Regions from separate parts of the Mus musculus genome. Here region 2 is linked to region 1. A link is a loop called in an ENCODE intact Hi-C map of the cell type or tissue named here. Cell type or tissue: left cerebral cortex. All regions are shown on one strand. Links, peaks and the distances in the headings refer to the core of each region. The heading gives the core; the rest is flanking DNA. Region 1 has its middle 11 kb from the start of Gm32144. Region 2 overlaps Vti1a (vesicle transport through interaction with t-SNAREs 1A).

The links. Peaks named below come from ENCODE experiments on the same cell type or tissue, not always from the same donor. Only the 100,000 strongest peaks of a DNase experiment are listed, where the experiment ranks them.
Region 2: it touches region 1 in a loop (4-fold over the local background); 3 of 42 quality-filtered maps call a loop at or near these places.

The regions. Positions count from the first base shown.
Region 1 is chr19:56,251,635-56,259,978 of GRCm38, reverse strand. No RefSeq gene overlaps it. Among named protein-coding and RNA genes, the nearest start is that of Gm32144, 11 kb to the left of the region's middle. In left cerebral cortex, for the core only: CTCF peaks have their summits at 4,231 (motif pointing right) and 5,041 (motif pointing right); a DNase peak (open chromatin) is centred at 4,268.
Region 2 is chr19:55,346,598-55,354,941 of GRCm38, reverse strand. All of the region lies in intron 3 of Vti1a (vesicle transport through interaction with t-SNAREs 1A), which reads right to left. Among named protein-coding and RNA genes, the nearest start is that of Vti1a, 35 kb to the right of the region's middle. In left cerebral cortex, for the core only: no CTCF peak of the experiment used is centred there; a DNase peak (open chromatin) is centred at 4,038.

The DNA.
Region 1 (8,344 bases), core at 122-8,121:
TGTGTTTCTCTGTATCCCTGGCAGGTGCAAGGAGCCATGTCAGCCATGAAAAGACAGATTGGGCGTTTCAAATTGGTTCCTAAAGCAGGTAGGTGATTGGATAAAAAGACGATTCTAATCCATTCAATTATGTGTCAAGTCCCGCACTAAAGCCTGCATATGCATCACTTCGTTTGATTGCCACCCTAGCCCTGTGAACTAGACACTCTATTATCCCCGCTGTATGGATGAGGGAATCGGGGTTCAGAAAGGCTAAGTATCTTGTCCAGGGTCACCCAGCTAGGAAGTGGTGGAGCTGAGGTTCAAACCCAAGTCTGTTTGACCTTCAAGTTCGAGGGACCTTGTTACCCATTAGGAAACGGAGTCTTGGAATAAAGGGGTTGTCACTTTGACCCTGCTTCTGATTGCTTGGTTATTTCAGTTAAATGTGTACGTTCTTTCTTAGCAATGGGGACATTAGGGGTCCTGTGTATGAGACTCTTCAAACCCCAGTACCAAAAAAGCTCTTTTTCCTCCTCGTTTTTTTTTTGGGGGGGGGGGGATGTGAAAGGGACACTTGACCCAGATATGCAGTGTCTTTTCCAATAAGCAGATTGCAGAGAATGGCTCTTAATTAAGGCCTGACCTTCACCCAGTTCAGCTGTTTCCTGTCTCGGCTTTCTCTTCCTACTTAGGCTGCTTTGAGAGAAAATGAGGTTGGACTCAGGAAGTATTAACCACCTTCCATCTTTCCTCTCTGTGACTCCAGAGTTGGCTCCAAACGCCTTGCCACCACCCACTGGCAGTCACAGCTGGGGACCCAAAGCCCTCAAAGCCCCCCCCCTCTCTCCCCAGCCTGTTTTCTAGTGGGGATGCTGCTGCCCTTCAGCAGGTGGAGTACAGATACAAAGAAGCCTCATAAGTGGCCACCTTCCCTTTCAGTTCTGAGGATCCAAGAGGAAGCAGGTCTCCCTCCCTCACATGGTGGTCTCAGCTCAGTCTTCCAGTTCACCTGGTCCTGGCTGCCACAGAGATGGCGCCTCTGGGAGAGTGACCACACCCTTACCTGCTGTACTGGCTAGTTTTGTGTCAACTTGACACAGCTGGGGTTATCACAGAGAAAGGAGCTTCAGTTGAGGAAATGCCTCCATGAGATCCAACTCTAAGGCATTTTCTCAATTAGTGATCAAGGGGGAATGGCCCCTTGTTGGTGGGACCATCTCTGGGCTGGTAGTCTTGGGTTCTATAAGAGAGTAGGCTGAGCAAGCCAGGGGAGGCAAGCCAGTAAGGAACATCCCTCCATGGCCTCTGCATCAGCTCCTGCTTCCTGACCTACCTGCCTGAGTTCCAGTCCTGGCTTCCTTGGTGATGAACAGCAGTATGGAAGTGTAAGCCGAATAAACCCTTTCCTCCCCAACTTGTTTCTTGGTCATGATGTTTGTGCAGGAATAGAAACCCTGACTAAGACAAATTGGTACCAGCAGAGTGGGGTATTCCTGTGACAACCTGACCATGTTTTGGGGAGGACTGTGGAAGGACTTTGGAACTTTGGGCTTGAAGATCCATCCGTTGTTAAGAGCTCTGTCAGATGTTGTGTAGGAGCTTGGAAGATAATGTTGAGAACACTGCAGAAGATGGAGGTCTGGTTTGTGAAATTTCAGAGGGAAAATTAAAGACTCTTTTCAGGGCCATTGCTGTTTTGAATGTGAAGATTCTGTAGTTCTGGTTAGCTGGGGCTGAAGAATCAGCTGTGGTTAACAAGATACCAGAACTACTAAAGCAAAAACTTTGCATTACTGGGACTATTGATGCTGGTTAGCTGGAGCTAAGAAATTAGCGGTGATTAAGAAGAGACCAGCATCATTGAGGTGACATCTTCTGGGAAGTGTTTTCTGAGAGCACAGTGGCTGTGTTCCAGATATAGCTAAAGTTGTACCTTGTGCTGTGGCTGGACTTGGTAATGTGTAAGGGTCACCCAGGTGGTACTGGTTTTGAAGGCATGAAGGAGTTGAGCAGAGCAGCTGAGGCTTGGCACTGTGAGAGGCCATGGAAGGCCATTGGTGAAAGTCCAGCCTCAGTTGCAATTGATGGCCCAGGACTGAAGGGGTCATGCAGTGTTTTGGAGATGCCAGTACCATGAGATGACCACCAAGAGCAGCAGCAGCAGTGGAGTACAGGCATCTGGAGCCTAGAGGATGACGCGTGTGCTACAAAGGGCATGGCTGGAGAAGTGACCCAAGCCCTTGGAGGAGCCCAGAAGATCGTAAGTTGGATCCCAGACATTGGACGGTTGGAGATTGACTTTTGCTTTTGATTGTGGCTGTGCCCTGATATTTTCCCTCTTGAAGGAAGAAACTGTTTTAGTGGAGCCCACAGTTAAGAGACTTTTAATTGTAAAAAAGACTTTGGATTTTAAAAGAGATGGATATTTTAAAGAGATTGAAATTTTAAGAATATGTAAAGACTGTGGGACTTTTAAAGTTATTTAGATCTTGGGGATGAATAAGAATGTAAGGGTTGAGGCTTACTAGTGATGTGTTTGTGTGTCAAGTTGACAAGGGGTCAATTGTACTGGCTAGTTTTGTGTCAACTTGACACAGCTGGAGTTATCACAGAGAAAGGAGCTTCAGTTGAGGAAATGCCTCCATGAGATCCAACTCTAAGGCATTTTCTCAATTAGTGATCAAGGGGGAATGGCCCCTTGTTGGTGGGACCATCTCTGGGCTGGTAGTCTTGGGTTCTATAAGAGAGTAGGCTGAGCAAGCCAGGGGAGGCAAGCCAGTAAGGAACATCCCTCCATGGCCTCTGCATCAGCTCCTGCTTCCTGACCTACCTGCCTGAGTTCCAGTCCTGGCTTCCTTGGTGATGAACAGCAGTATGGAAGTGTAAGCCGAATAAACCCTTTCCTCCCCAACTTGTTTCTTGGTCATGATGTTTGTGCAGGAATAGAAACCCTGACTAAGACACCTGCCCAATGATGTGTGAGGTTCCCTGTTGTCTCTGACTTCTCCAAAGCCAGCTGTCAAGGGCTCTATAACCCAGCCCATCTTTAATTCACTTCCTCTTCCTCTTAGATCTGCCTTTTCACTCACACTTCTTCTGACTCCACTGCCTCTGGCTAAAATGCCTTCCTCCTTCCCCAGTGCTGCTTTAATCTACCCAGGTGCCATGACCTGGAAAGATAGTTTCCATTGTCTGACATTTTCCCACTCTGCTCAGTTGTTGTAAGTGCCTAGAGCCCTCTGTGATGTATACTCTGAAATAGATACATGGTCTACGTGAAAGTCCTGATTAACAATGTATCCATGAGTGTAAGCAGAAGCTATCGATTAGTGATGTCTGCTGCGGTTATAGGAAGAAGACGTTATTGATGAATAATGTCTGCCATGGGTAAAAGAAAGGCAGACTACTGATTAGTGATGTCTACCGTGGATAGAAGAGGGAGAAATGGAAGTAGATTTTGTTTAAGAGCCAATGGATGTTTGCCTCTTCCTGCAGCCTCTAACAGTTGCTTGTCTCAACTTATCATGGACTACCATATCAACAAGCACCTTATTTTATTGGCTGGTGTGTGTGTGTGAGATCTGACTCCCTTCAATTGTTGATCTGCACCAGACAGTTAAGGACTTATTGTAGTTATGGCTAGTTTGTATCAGAGCTCACTGGATGCCAGCAGCACCCTGAAGTCCTGGCCCTGTCATTTCAAATTCTCACTTACTGTCACAACTCTGTATAGCAGGTTTTCCAGCTGAACCATATTGGGGAAACAGCATTCACAGAGAGAAAGCAGCTTTTTAGAGTCAACTAGACAGTGTGGTGGGACCAGTGTCTGGCTCCAAACTTTGGGAGTTAGACTACATGAATCTCAGTCTCCTTCTTTGTATATTCCGGATGGTTGGTGTGATCTGCAGCCACTTGCTTTGGATGAGATTTCTACAGTTATTTTAATGTCTTGATTGGAAGAAACTTGCTATATACTTATCACATCCTTCCCCGCCACACTGAAGTATCCAACAGCTCTAATCCAGAATCGATGTGGTGTGTATAATGATGCTGTTTTAGGGTTGGGCCTATTTATCATTCTTACAGTTCCCTTATAATTTGGGAATATGGACTGAAGGTCACAGATGCATACAGAGCGTGGGACCCTGGCTTGAACTGATTCAGGAATTCTAAAAACATTACTTCAGGGGGTAAAAACAGGGTCTTTGCTTTTAATGAAGTTTCTAACTTTCCTGGATGCAGTAGCAATGTTTTACCACAAGAGGGCAGTAAAGACAAGGATACCAAATCCAACTTGTAAGCCAGGCCTCAATAAAGCAAGAGTCCAGCGGGGAGGGATGTTGTTTCTTTTATTGTGGCTGCTGTCATTAATCTCAGACTACTTGTGCCACAGCAGGCAGATGCAAAGATCTAATGGATAATTTCCTTGCAACTTCCAGCAGAATGCGGGAACAGGCATTTAGTCATCTATGTCTTTGTCCAGCCTGTATTTATTGAGCGTCTACTATATTATAGCTCTGTGCTGTCAGGGAAGAGAGGGAGGACCATGTAGGATAGGCAGACTGGCAAATTCTAGTGCATTTGTGAAAAGACCTCTGGGATTTCCAGAGCTTGTCCGAGAGCCAGGAGGGCATCTTGGAGGAGGTGACATTTGACTTTGCATTGGAGATCAAAGGTGGGCACCTCAGATAAACAGAGTTGGAGAGGGACAACCCTAAGTTTCATGTCAGAGAGTGACCGTCATAGTCCCGTCCTCTTCCTCTATGATGAACTCACAGGTCACTGAATTAGGAGCTTGACAGAGGGTCCGAGCCGCGGAGCCAGCACACCTGAGAATCTTGGAGTCCTGGGGCTTGGGGAAGTGTTTGGAGTACCACTTGGGTTGATCCCCTAGGAAGCTCCTGGGAGAGTCCAGAACGCTCCTTCCCTCCGTTTGTGGCAAGGCTCTTACTTACTCCCTGGCCCTGATCCTTTAGCCCAAGATCTCTGGCCGAGAGGAAGGCACAGGGAGAAAACAAAGTGCATGAACTACCATCATGAACACCTGGGGGCGCTAGAGAGCAGGCACCGCCCTTCCCAGGGGTCTGGGGAGGCAGAGGGAGGAGGGGCTAATACATGATGCCTGTGGTCTCAGGAGCAGTGTGGACAGAAAGGTCCCGAGCTGTCTATCACCAAGATGACCTCACAGCAGCAATAATAAAACCCTAACTTCAATTTGCTGAGAACAAGCCACGCCAGGCTCCCCCTCACCCTCAGGAAATATTTACAACTGCACTTCCTGGCTGGTGTCCTTACTGTTCCCATTTTGCAACCAAACACACTGAGGCTCAGGGAGTTCAAGGAACTAAGACTTCCTTAAAAAGTGCAATATGCCAGGCCTGCATCCCCATCTAGTAAGGCCAGCCTGGGGTACAGAGAGAGTCCAGTCGTTGGATCCCACAACACACATGCATGCATACATTCACAAAAGCCAAGATCAGGACTTAGTGTGGGGTTTTTTGGGTTGTTTGTTTGTTTGTTTGTTTGTTTGTTTGTTTTTTGAGACAGGGTTTCTCTGTGTAGCTCTGGCTGTCCTGGAACTCACTCTGTAGAGCAGGCTGGCCTCGAACTCAGAAATCTGCCCGCCTCTGCCTCCCAAGTGCTCGGATTAAAGGCGTGCGCCACCACTGCCCAGCCTTAGTGTGTTTTCTTAACATCAGAGTTCAGAATTCTTCCACTTCCAGCTGCCACTACGGAAGCCTCTACTGAAACGTCAGTCACAGTTGGTCTGATCTGCAGGGGATGTTTCCTTTGTGGGTTTTGCTTGTTTTCTGTCGACAATTCAGCTATCATGAATTAAAGTGAATCTGGGCGAGGGACGTGGCTGTGTGGACAAAGGTGCTTGCTGATAACCTGAGACCACACAGTAGAGTATATGTTCTTTTCTTACCTCCACAGAGGTGCCATGGCACCCCCAAGTCAACCAACCGATTGATCAGCCAGTTGATTGACTGATGGATCCAGCCATTAACCAATACAATAATTTATTTAACAACTGCATCTAAGCTGGAGGCAGAGTCTTAAAGTCAGTTGAAGTCTGGGAGCTGAGCACTGACAATGTGGAGCCCGCCCTAGGTCCTCCTGACTCTCTATCCCACCCTGCAGCTCACCAGCCTGCGTGCAGTCTTGCGATGTCCTCTTCCTCTCAGGCTTGCCTGAAGAGCAGACACTCCCCACCCTGAAGGATAGCTCTCCTCCTGCTGCCTCTCTGGAAGCAAGCGTAGCCCATTTCAAGTACAGATAGAGGCCATGAGGCCATGGACGGGTCTCCTAACCTGTTTCTCTGAGCCTCGGTGTCCTCAATCTGTAAGACCGATATCTCCTTCCATTGCTGTGATAAAATACTCTGATAAAAAAACAAAGGCAGAGAGAAAGTGTTTAACCCATCCAGAGGTTACAGGGACTACATCGTAGCTGCGCATGCTCAGTGCTCCTGGCATTGCAAAGCAGAACACAGAAAGAACAGAAAGTGAAACTTGGCTGTAACACGTCAAAGGCCCCCCCCAGCCCCCCCCCCCCAGATGGATTTCATCCAGCGAAACCTCACAGTCTGGTTGTTCCATAACCTCTCCAAACGCCTCCTGCTGAGACCCGTCTGAATACAGATGTTTATGCAAGACATTTCACATTCAAATCGCAATGAAGTAGCGCTGAGTTACACAAATCTCAGTTGCCCCCAGTTGCTTTTATCTGTCACTGAATAAGAAAAGGAAAAACTGCCCCTCAGCTGAGTATGGTGGTACACACCTGTAGTTCCAACCCTTGAGAGGCTGAGGCAGGAGGATCACTGTGAGTTTGAGGTCAATCTGGACTATATATAGTATGAGATCTTCACACACACACACACACACACACACACACACACACACACACACACACGTAGGGTTATGGGGTCCCGAGTCTGCTCTGCTACAGGGCTGGGCTGTAGGGCAGCCCAGGGACACAACTCTGGAGGTGGGGAATTGCAGTCTGAGAGCTGGAGCAGGCTCAGGGTCCCCAGGCCTGTGAGGAGGCCAAGGCTGGGGCTGTCTGGTTCTCAGGCTCACAGACACCCAGGCACCTATGGAAGCCTTGGAAAAGCTGAGAATGGAGTGGGGACCCTCTGGTTGGATCTGGCCCGAGGGCGGTGTGTGTGTGTGTGTGTGTGTGTGCTTGTGTGTTGTGGGGTTAGGAGGAGCTCCAGCTGGTCCCACGAGGAAAGTTCTTGGCTTGACTGCAAAAGTAGGCTTGAGTTTGGGCTCGATCTTGGCTTGGAGCATAGAGAGGCCTTCTACAGATTAGACAGCCGCTCTGTAGGCAAAGGCCTTCTCCATGGCTCCCCAAGGCGGATCATGAAGAAAAGAGGAAGTCCATGGTTTTAAGACATTTATTGTCATGGCGGAAAGTGGATGAGTAAGACTGTGTACCCCACTTCTCAGGGTGGACCTGAGGTTAAATACCTTTTTGCAGGGAAGAGTGTCTGGGAAGGAAAGCTTATTGCCTACGTCCCCCAACCTTTAGGTACCTCATAAAAATAGAGATCTGTCTTGAACCTATGTGACCACACTTCAAATCCTCTACCTGTGGAGGGGCTTGGAGCGTTGCCCCTAAGTGACTGATGGGCACAAATCTATGGGGGGCCGAGACTAGTGACAGGGACCTGGTGTGCAGGAACCGGTGAAACACGCCTTTCATCTCCTTTAGGATCACAGTGGTTTCCAGCTTTAGTTCAACCAGGAACAAGGCTACCTTTCATGGTCTCTCTCTCTCTCTCTCTCTCTCTCTCTCTCTCTCTCTCTCTCTCTCACACACACACACACACACACACACACACACACACACTGTCAAATAAACTAATCTCAATGATGAAATGCCATGTATTGTAAGAAACGCACCTTTTGGCAATATCTCATGTGATGGATGTTTCTGTGAGAAATGGTGACCTGTGGTCCCCACATAAAACCTTCAGCATAGTATCTCGCTTGGAGCCACCTCTGATTGAACAGGGGGCTCATTATTCACAATGCTGCCTTGCCTAGGGTCCCCGCTGGAATTCCCTCTACCCTCAGGGGGCCTCTCAGGCAGGACTCACTCTCTTCCTGCCCCCAAGCTCCTGAGAGCAGTTTCTCCCCAGGCAAAAACTTGGACCCAAGTCCCTTCAGAAACAGAGAAAAAAAAGTTATCTTGCAAGATTCTCAGGGAAGATTTGATTCCTCTCTGTTCTTGGCGAGCCTGTCAGACTCCTACCTGGTTCTTTGAAAGTTCGAACATTAGCTGGGTCAGCAGGGAGCCAAGTACACAGCAGAACTTCTGTGCTGCTGCAGTAAAACTTTCCTCTCTCCCA
Region 2 (8,344 bases), core at 128-8,127, 910 kb after region 1:
CAAAGGCAGAAGGGTCTCAGGTCTTAGAGCTACGCTGGGAGTTCTAGGCTACCATGGGCTGCTTAGTGGGAGACTATCAAAAAAGAAAAGGGGACAGGGGAGGATAAATGAAAGGTAGAGGAGAGGATGGCCATTTGCAAATCATATTATCTGATTTACTCAAAATATGAGGATAAACAATCTAACAAACATAAGCAGAAGACTTGAATACATCCTTTGCTAAGTGCATACGTCGCTCATAAAGTACGTGAAGAGATGCTTAACATCATGAGTCAATGCAAATTAAACTTACAAGATGCTACTGTACAGTCCCATGCTCTGGATTTATATCCAGAGACAGGAAATGAACACTCGAAGAGAGAGTTGCATTTCCACATTCAGTGCAACAAGGAAACAACCTAAGCGTCCATCAACTGACAAATAAAAAAGAACAACATGCACATCATAAGCTGTAATCCAACAGTAAAGCAGTACAACCCTATCATCTGCAGAAGCACGTATCAAACTGACAATCATTGTGTTAAGTGGATAAACCAGCCACCAACAGGCAGGACCTGACTCCAACATCCTGAGAGGCCAGGCAGAATGGGAGAGTCAAGCTGCAGGGCTGGGGAAGAGTTTGCTGACGATTGCCAAGTTAGAGTAAGACAGGAGGGATGCTCTGCATGCCACTGCACTAACACAGGCGGGTTAGCAACGACAACAATGTACTATGTGGTTTTTAAAACTGTAAAGGAGGTTTCAGAATGTTTTACCATAAAGAGATGATAAATGCTTGAGAAGACGGACTGTTTGTCCTGGTTTGAACACTCCTCAATGTACATATGCACAATGATACTGTATAAATATGAACAATTGTTACACACCATCAACAGTTTTAGAAGGAACACAAGAATATTACATGAGGGGAAAAACAAACAGAACAACACAACAACAACACTGTAGCTTTCAGCCACAGCCTCTAGATGGCTATAATCAGAAAGGCCCACAACATCACTTGCTGACAAGACCAGAAATCCCAGGTTCCTAAAATATGGTGGGCACAAGGGATGGTGGAACCTCTAGACAAGCTGCGGCAGCTTCCTAAACCATAGCACACGGAGAAGAATCCCATTCCTGGGTAGTAACTGCCCCAAAGAAAGAGTGCTTGTGTTGTGCATTTCCTCACTCATGGGAATGGATTCTTACCACTGAATCAGCCATAGTTCTTAAGAACACAAAACAAAAAACTGGCATGACTCCAAATCTGTAATCAACACAAATATCATCAACCCAGAGAGGTAAAATGTGGTGCGTGCTCACTCGCCAAAACCAAGCTGCTATATAAATGAGACTTGGAAATAAAAGAATTATATATAGTATATATTATAAAAATAGTGAATAAAAGAAGCACTACCAAGTTGCATGTTTCCATTTTCTAGAAAAGAAAAACTATACAAAGAGAAGACAGACAGTAGGAACAGCTATGGTACACTAGACTGATCAGGGCTGTAAATGAAGCCCTAAACCACGCTTATGTTGAACAATTTAGTAATTTTAAAATCCTGGGTTGGATGCCTACCATGAAATGTGTTACAGCATGCAAACTACACCCCCACAAAGAAAGTTTTAAAGAGAAAAAGCAAATAATACTAAGAAGCAATACTAGAAATGGCCTTCACAATCTACATAGAATTTAGAGACTCTATGACTCTTAAAACTGATGTCAAAGCCCCCCAAGTCTTACTGTCTGTTTTTGATGTTGTCAATGTTATTATTCTGAAAACAGTTTAAAGAATCCAGTCTCTTAGGTACCACATCCCTATTTTTAGAGAAGAAACAATAAAATCCATCAGACCCTTAGCTGACGATTTGTACTAAATGAAAACATTCTGAATTTGACTTTTAAAACTGTGTATGCTTTATTACTAAGAAAGTGGGTCAGACAATGGGACCCTGTGTTATAAGACTATGCTGTCTTAAGAAACATGTCTGGTGCAGAAGTACCTGATCCACTGGGCACCAACTCACCTGGAAACCTCCCCAACTGCTAGGAGCAGGATCCTGGCTAAACTTGGGCCACCTACTTTATGATCTGTGGACAGAAGATCTAGATATCAGCAGTCACTCGGTCTCTCAGGTGACGGCACTGAGCTGCAGATGAGAACCTCAGCCTTGAGGGGAAAGCTGAAGCTAAAGATGCTTTGTCTTCATGGCCCCTGCAGGGTTCCTGGAAATGTGGTCTGGAGGTGCTGTCCGGTACGGGCAGTCACTGACCATGTGCGATTATGAGCTCAAAATAGGGAAAGCCAGAACTGAAATATGCTGGGCTAGGATAAGTAAGACACACACCAGACTTTAAAGACTCAGTAAGAAAATCATGCTAATTATCTCTTTAATATTTTTAATACTTGGTGCATACAGAGGTCCTGTTTAGAACTATTGAGCTAAATAATATATAGTACTAAAATTATCTTGACATGTTATTTTTACACTCTTTGATGTGGCTACAGAGTTAAAGTCACATATATGACTCTCCTCGCTCCTATATGACTCTCCTCGCTCCTCATACTATAGACCTACAGGATAGAATCCGTCAGTGTTGGCAGGATAATCTATCTCTAAGAGAAACCACGTGCAATGCAGGAGTAGAGGGAACAACTGACCACATGGGGAAGCTCGGGAAGGCTTGATGCTGCAGCATGAAAAGCAGCAGACACCCAGACTCAGTGAGTTTGTGTAACTCACACAGGCACTGAGGGTCAGGATGCTTGTGCACAGTCAAAGGGAAATCACAGTCCGTGCTGCAGATGAGCGACAGGGCTACTGTGAGCAGGTTGGCCTGGGAGTGCCACAGCAGCACAGTGTGCTGCGGCTGCCGGCCTCAGTAGGGTTGAGATGGGCAAAATTTCTGAAGGCCAAGAGGAGGTGACTGGAAATGAACACAGTGTGCAAAGCGGTATTGCCTTCACCTACAGTCAGGAAGCATGTCTTGCCAGAACTACGACCAGCAAAAAAGCTCTGGAGTCTCTAAGAGAGCTGTGAATGAAGGGTCACCGAACCATCAAGTTATCAAAGGAGTCCCTGGTTGCGATTGTAAAGGCAGGTTGAATGTAGGAACACTTGGGCTACATCACAGGCAGAATGTGGCAGACTCTCTGCTGTTACCACAGGAAGAGAAAGTTGCTTCTAAGAAACTATTCATTCAGCATGAAAGAGCCACAAAACTCCAGACCAGAAGAAGCAAGCTACAGGGAAGCTCAAGCTACCACGGAAGGAAGAAAGTCAGTTAAGATGCAGAGGAGCCTCAATTGCTCCTCACCTAGAAAGACTGTCAGTCTCAAACCAAGACAGGCTTCCTCACAGCTCTGGGCTAAGCTGCCACATACCGAACAAACACGTCTCTATGAAGATTTCTCAAAGACAATACTCTTACTGATCAAACAGCGAGAGCACGGAGGAGGCCGGATGGTTCTTATTGGACTGTGCCGATATTCAGCTTTAAAAGAATCATCCAATTCAAACTCTTCATTGTACAGATAGGAAAACTGAGGTCCAGAGAAAGTGACCAGGACCTGATAGAAATCAGACTCCTGCCATCTAGGGTCATCTTCACCACGCTCACAATTATCAAAACAGAGGCCCAATCCTCTCCCCTCAAAATGGAATGTGCAGGGCCTCCGTCCCCAGCAGAACTTTGAAGGAAATACGTTATTTCAGAGTGTGCTTTCTCCTTCCAGGATGTTCGGGGTGAGTCTCATGCCTGGGGTGTTCTGGGATGCGAGGTCTTGCATCCAGGGCACATGCTGTCGAAAGTAAATCTGGAAACAAGACAAACCACACACCCTACTTTGGAGTAGAAGAGGTTACATGTCAAAGGGCGCTTGTAGAAACACCACAAAAATAAACTTCAGGGAAGAAGATGGAGCGGGGAGGGGGCTAAAACACAATGGAAATAATACTTTGTGTCCCTATTTTGAGTGCCTTTCTCAATGCTATATGCATAGCAGCTAGAGGCAAGCTGGAAAGCAGCCAGGTCCTGGCTGCCAGCAAAAATTTTGTCACCTCCTTTGAACATCTGAAGTATGTTTACCCAATAGATTTCATTAAATTACACTTCCATTAGGAAGCATACAATGTTGATACTCATCTCAGAGATCAAAGGGATCGCTAAGAGGCATGCCATCCTGCTCCCCAGCTGATTGCTATTTCTGGGCCAATCAAGGAAAGGAGCCAGAACAATACTTAGTTAGAAAAAAACTGTAGCATCTCCCCAAGGACTATGGACTAAGAATCTGCAGCCCCATTATCAAAATGAGCTTATCATTAATGACAACGCATACACAGAGAGTTATTTTAATATGGCTCCTACACAACAAACATGCTAGATTTGGGTCATTAGCTGAATTTGTAAAACAGTCTTACTGAGGGCTGCAAAGTTTAAAGATGAAGAAAGAGAGCTATTTATAGAAGCGGCGGGGGTGGGGGTCTGCTTTTTATTAATTTCATTGTGATTTCAGATAAGCAAACAGGTGAGCCAGATTGGAGATAGCAAAGTTGACTGCTAGTAGGTTGTGAGAGTTTTGGGTTTTTTTTCCTCATGTCATTAATTTTTTGATGGACTGAAAAAAGAACACTATTAATATATTTAAAAGGACACCATTAATATATTTATTTTAAAGGGCAACAAATGATTCTGTTCTGGTATCCAACGAATTATGATGAAAATACTTAACTTTCTAGGAACCAAGTACATGAAGGCTAAAGGACCTAAGATTTAGCTATTGAAAATTATAAAATAAAAATAGGTCATGTCAATTGAGGGGAAGTAGCTTACATAGGCCCGCTCAGAGGCGACTTTTGTTCAAGTCCTGGTGAAGGCTACAAATCCCTTATGAAACATTAGAAAGGTATCTGGGCAGCCACTCAGCTTTCAGAACCTAATCTGAGACAGTGGGAACTGTCTGCCATCATCGCTGTGGACAGGCACTGGCTGGACCTGGGATGGAAGCCGCCGGGAAGCGGGGTGGAAGGGAAACCGCCACCACGACGCTACAACCCAGTTTTGGTTGCTCTTTTCCAATGAGTAGTCAACCTCTCGGTTACCCATATTTGACACAACACATGAACTCTAATTATCTATCTTTTGCAATTAATCATCTGACAATTATCTTTCCTGCACTTATGAGCATCCAGCTGGGAACTGAGTTTTAATCTAAGAGAGAAAAAAATAGGGTATTCAGGTTTCTAACAAATTACTTCTAATTACCACAACCTTTTCTTAGTCATCCCAATGTAAAAATGCCTAAAGCTAATCAAGGAATTTAAATTGTTGGCATTCTTGCTGGTATTTTAAATTTTCATTTAAATGTCCCCAAAGAGCAGTTCTGGAATTGTATTTTGCTAACATTCCTTAAACAAACATCCTGTCAGGCAGTACAGGGAAGGGGCGGTTGAGGGAAAGGAACTTAAGTGTTTTGAGAAGGCACCAGGCAGAATCACACAGCAGAAACCCAAGAACACTGTATCAGTTCTTGGCTTTCTGTTGCTGAGATAAAACACCACAACCAAGGCAACTCACAGAAGGAAGAGTTATTCGGCCTCTGGTTTCATATAGAGGATCAATATGAAAGGAAGGCAGCCAGAGCAGGGAGATCAACCTTCCAAGCAGACATGTAGCAGAGAAAGCAGTCAGTGGGATGAGGCTATGAACTCTCGAAGCCCATCCCCATGATACATTCCTGCAGCAAGGCTCTACCTCTTAAAGGTTCCACAACCCCAAGAGTACCGCCAGCTGGAGACCAAGTGTTCAGATACATTAGCCTATGGGGGCCATTTCTCAAGCCACCACAGATGCTATCTTCAAAGTGAAGACCTCCCTTCTGATAGATAAGCCTGGGAGAGTGGCTCAGGGAAGTCGCCAACCATGAGAACCGAGAAGCTGCGGATCATGTATTGGGGGCTCCGGAAGTAGGGAGCTGTGACAGGGGCTTCAGCACCCCCCTGGAACCCTTCGAAATTTCATGACACCCAGTCCTGCCTGGGACCCTTTAAGTCCTCCAAACTGGAAACTCTAGGGTAGGTGCAAGACTGTGTGTTAACTAGCAAGTCCCTCCTGGGATTCTGCTATCCAGCCAAGCCTAAGAGCTAGCTGGCTAGCCTGACCACTCAACACTGCTTAGATGAGGGAACAGCTGAATCGGGAGGGAAAAATAAAATGACCTCAGACAACTAACCATTATTCTCTTTTGCTTTCATCTAAAAGAAAGGAAGAAAGGAAGGAAGGAAGGAAGGAAGGAAGGAAGGAAGGAAGGAAGCAAGCTAGCTAGCTAGCTTTGTTTTTGATGAGATACAAAGCTGTAGTGCATACTTCCAGGTTCTGGAAGCTACAACCTAAAGTTCTGCAGATCTTGAACCAATATGAAGTGAAGACTAGAGAAATAACTGAATTAAAGTTAGGGTGGCTCTGAAATGGACAAGCCACGACTGCAATACTACGGTAGGAACATACTGCAGACAAGGCAGCCAAATGTCAGTTTCAAACACTTGCTCAGCTGCAGGCCAGCTCAGCAAGACAGCCACACACCCACGGCAAAAGCCTAGATACCTGGTTTTAATTGATAAAAGCTATAGCAAAGTCCTGTATCATGACAAAAAGGAAGATGTTTACTCAAACTTAGGAAAGTTTTACATTGGTTTCATAACATAGCCCAACTGACTCTCATTTACCACTAGCCAACAGCTAATTGGACAAGAATTTCAAATTAGAATATTTGATATCCTAGTCACTTATAAATTTTTACACAATTTGTTTCTGGTTGTGTATAGGGTGGGAGGGTGTATTCTTGAGATATAATCTTGGGTCTCCTACATATTAGCAAGAACTCTACCACTTAGCTATACATCCTGTCCCATATTATTACACAATGGTTTTCATTTTGAGACAGGGTCTTGCTCAATAGACCAAGCCTTGAACTCAATCTGTAGCCCAGGCAGGCCTTGAACTTGGGACTCTCCAATGTTAGTCACAAGGCCAGTTGGGACTCAGGTCTGCTCCACTCCACCAGGCCTGGCTCTATGTGGGTGGAATGTAGAGTCGTTTATACAGCATGGTGACTGTCATTCTTGTTCTAACTGTGTAACAGACTGGACCAGAATGACTAATTGTACTTAAAAACAAAGCAAGCTACAGGTCATATAAGGGCTAGAATCTACTCAAGAGCTCCGGGTGGGAAGGTAGAACACCCAGTGCAGATGAGGATTAAACCAGGTATGTGTACTTGGATAGGCTCACATTCTCTTAGTGTCTTTTTCGTAATATGGCGAAGTGTGGCTCAGTAAACAAATCATCCTCCAAATAGCTTGTTGAACACTTATTGATTTCTCCTCCTTAACAATAGACATAAGCAGGTGAGGTAAGGACTGTATCTATTAACTATTACCAAAATGTTAATATAAACAAGATAAATTTGAGGAAGACAATTTTGAAACCAAACTACTTGTATTAAAAACATGTTCTTTTCAGGTAAATACATTATAAAAGATGCTCAAAGTAGAGAAAAATGTTACCAGCAACAAAGATCAGTGTAGTAATCGAGTTCAGATGGTACACTGAGGGCCAGTAGGTTATGAGTGAGGACTTCAGACAGGGTAACATGAATAACAGAAAAAAGGTAGAAATTACCCATCACAGATGACAACAGCAGATTAATTTGATTAAGGGAAGTGGATAAGGGCAACTAATACTGTCAGTACTGTCTCTTAGGCGTTATGAAGTGTTACAAGTGATGGGAATGCTACAATGTTACATTATGAAGTGTTACAAGTGATGGGAATGCTACAATGTTACATTATGAAGTGTTACAAGTGATGGGAATGCTACAATGTTACATTATGAAGCGTTACAAGTGATGGGAATGCTACAATGTTACATTATGAAGCGGTACAAGTGGTGGGAATGCTACAATGTTACATTATGAAGTGTTACAAGTGATGTGAATGCTACAATGTTACAAATGTGATCCAGTTGGCATTGATAACGCTGGTGGGACTCTAAAATGCAACACTATGACCTCCCCACCCCTGCCACAACCGCTGTCTGAAAGCTCAGTAATTCTAGGGAATGTTTCTCAAGCCAAGCACAGAACACCAATACCTATAAAATTCTTATTCTGAGGTCACTTTGACTTTTAGAAAGTGGTAGTGTCTCTAGCTGTGTTTTAACAAACACATACATGCCTTGATATAGATGCCAGGACATTAAAAATTAAATCTAGGCTATGATGTGGACATAAAAATGTAGATGTGGGAATCCAATGGTTATGGTGAATGGGATACAACTGAGTCTGTAGAGTGCTTTCCTACA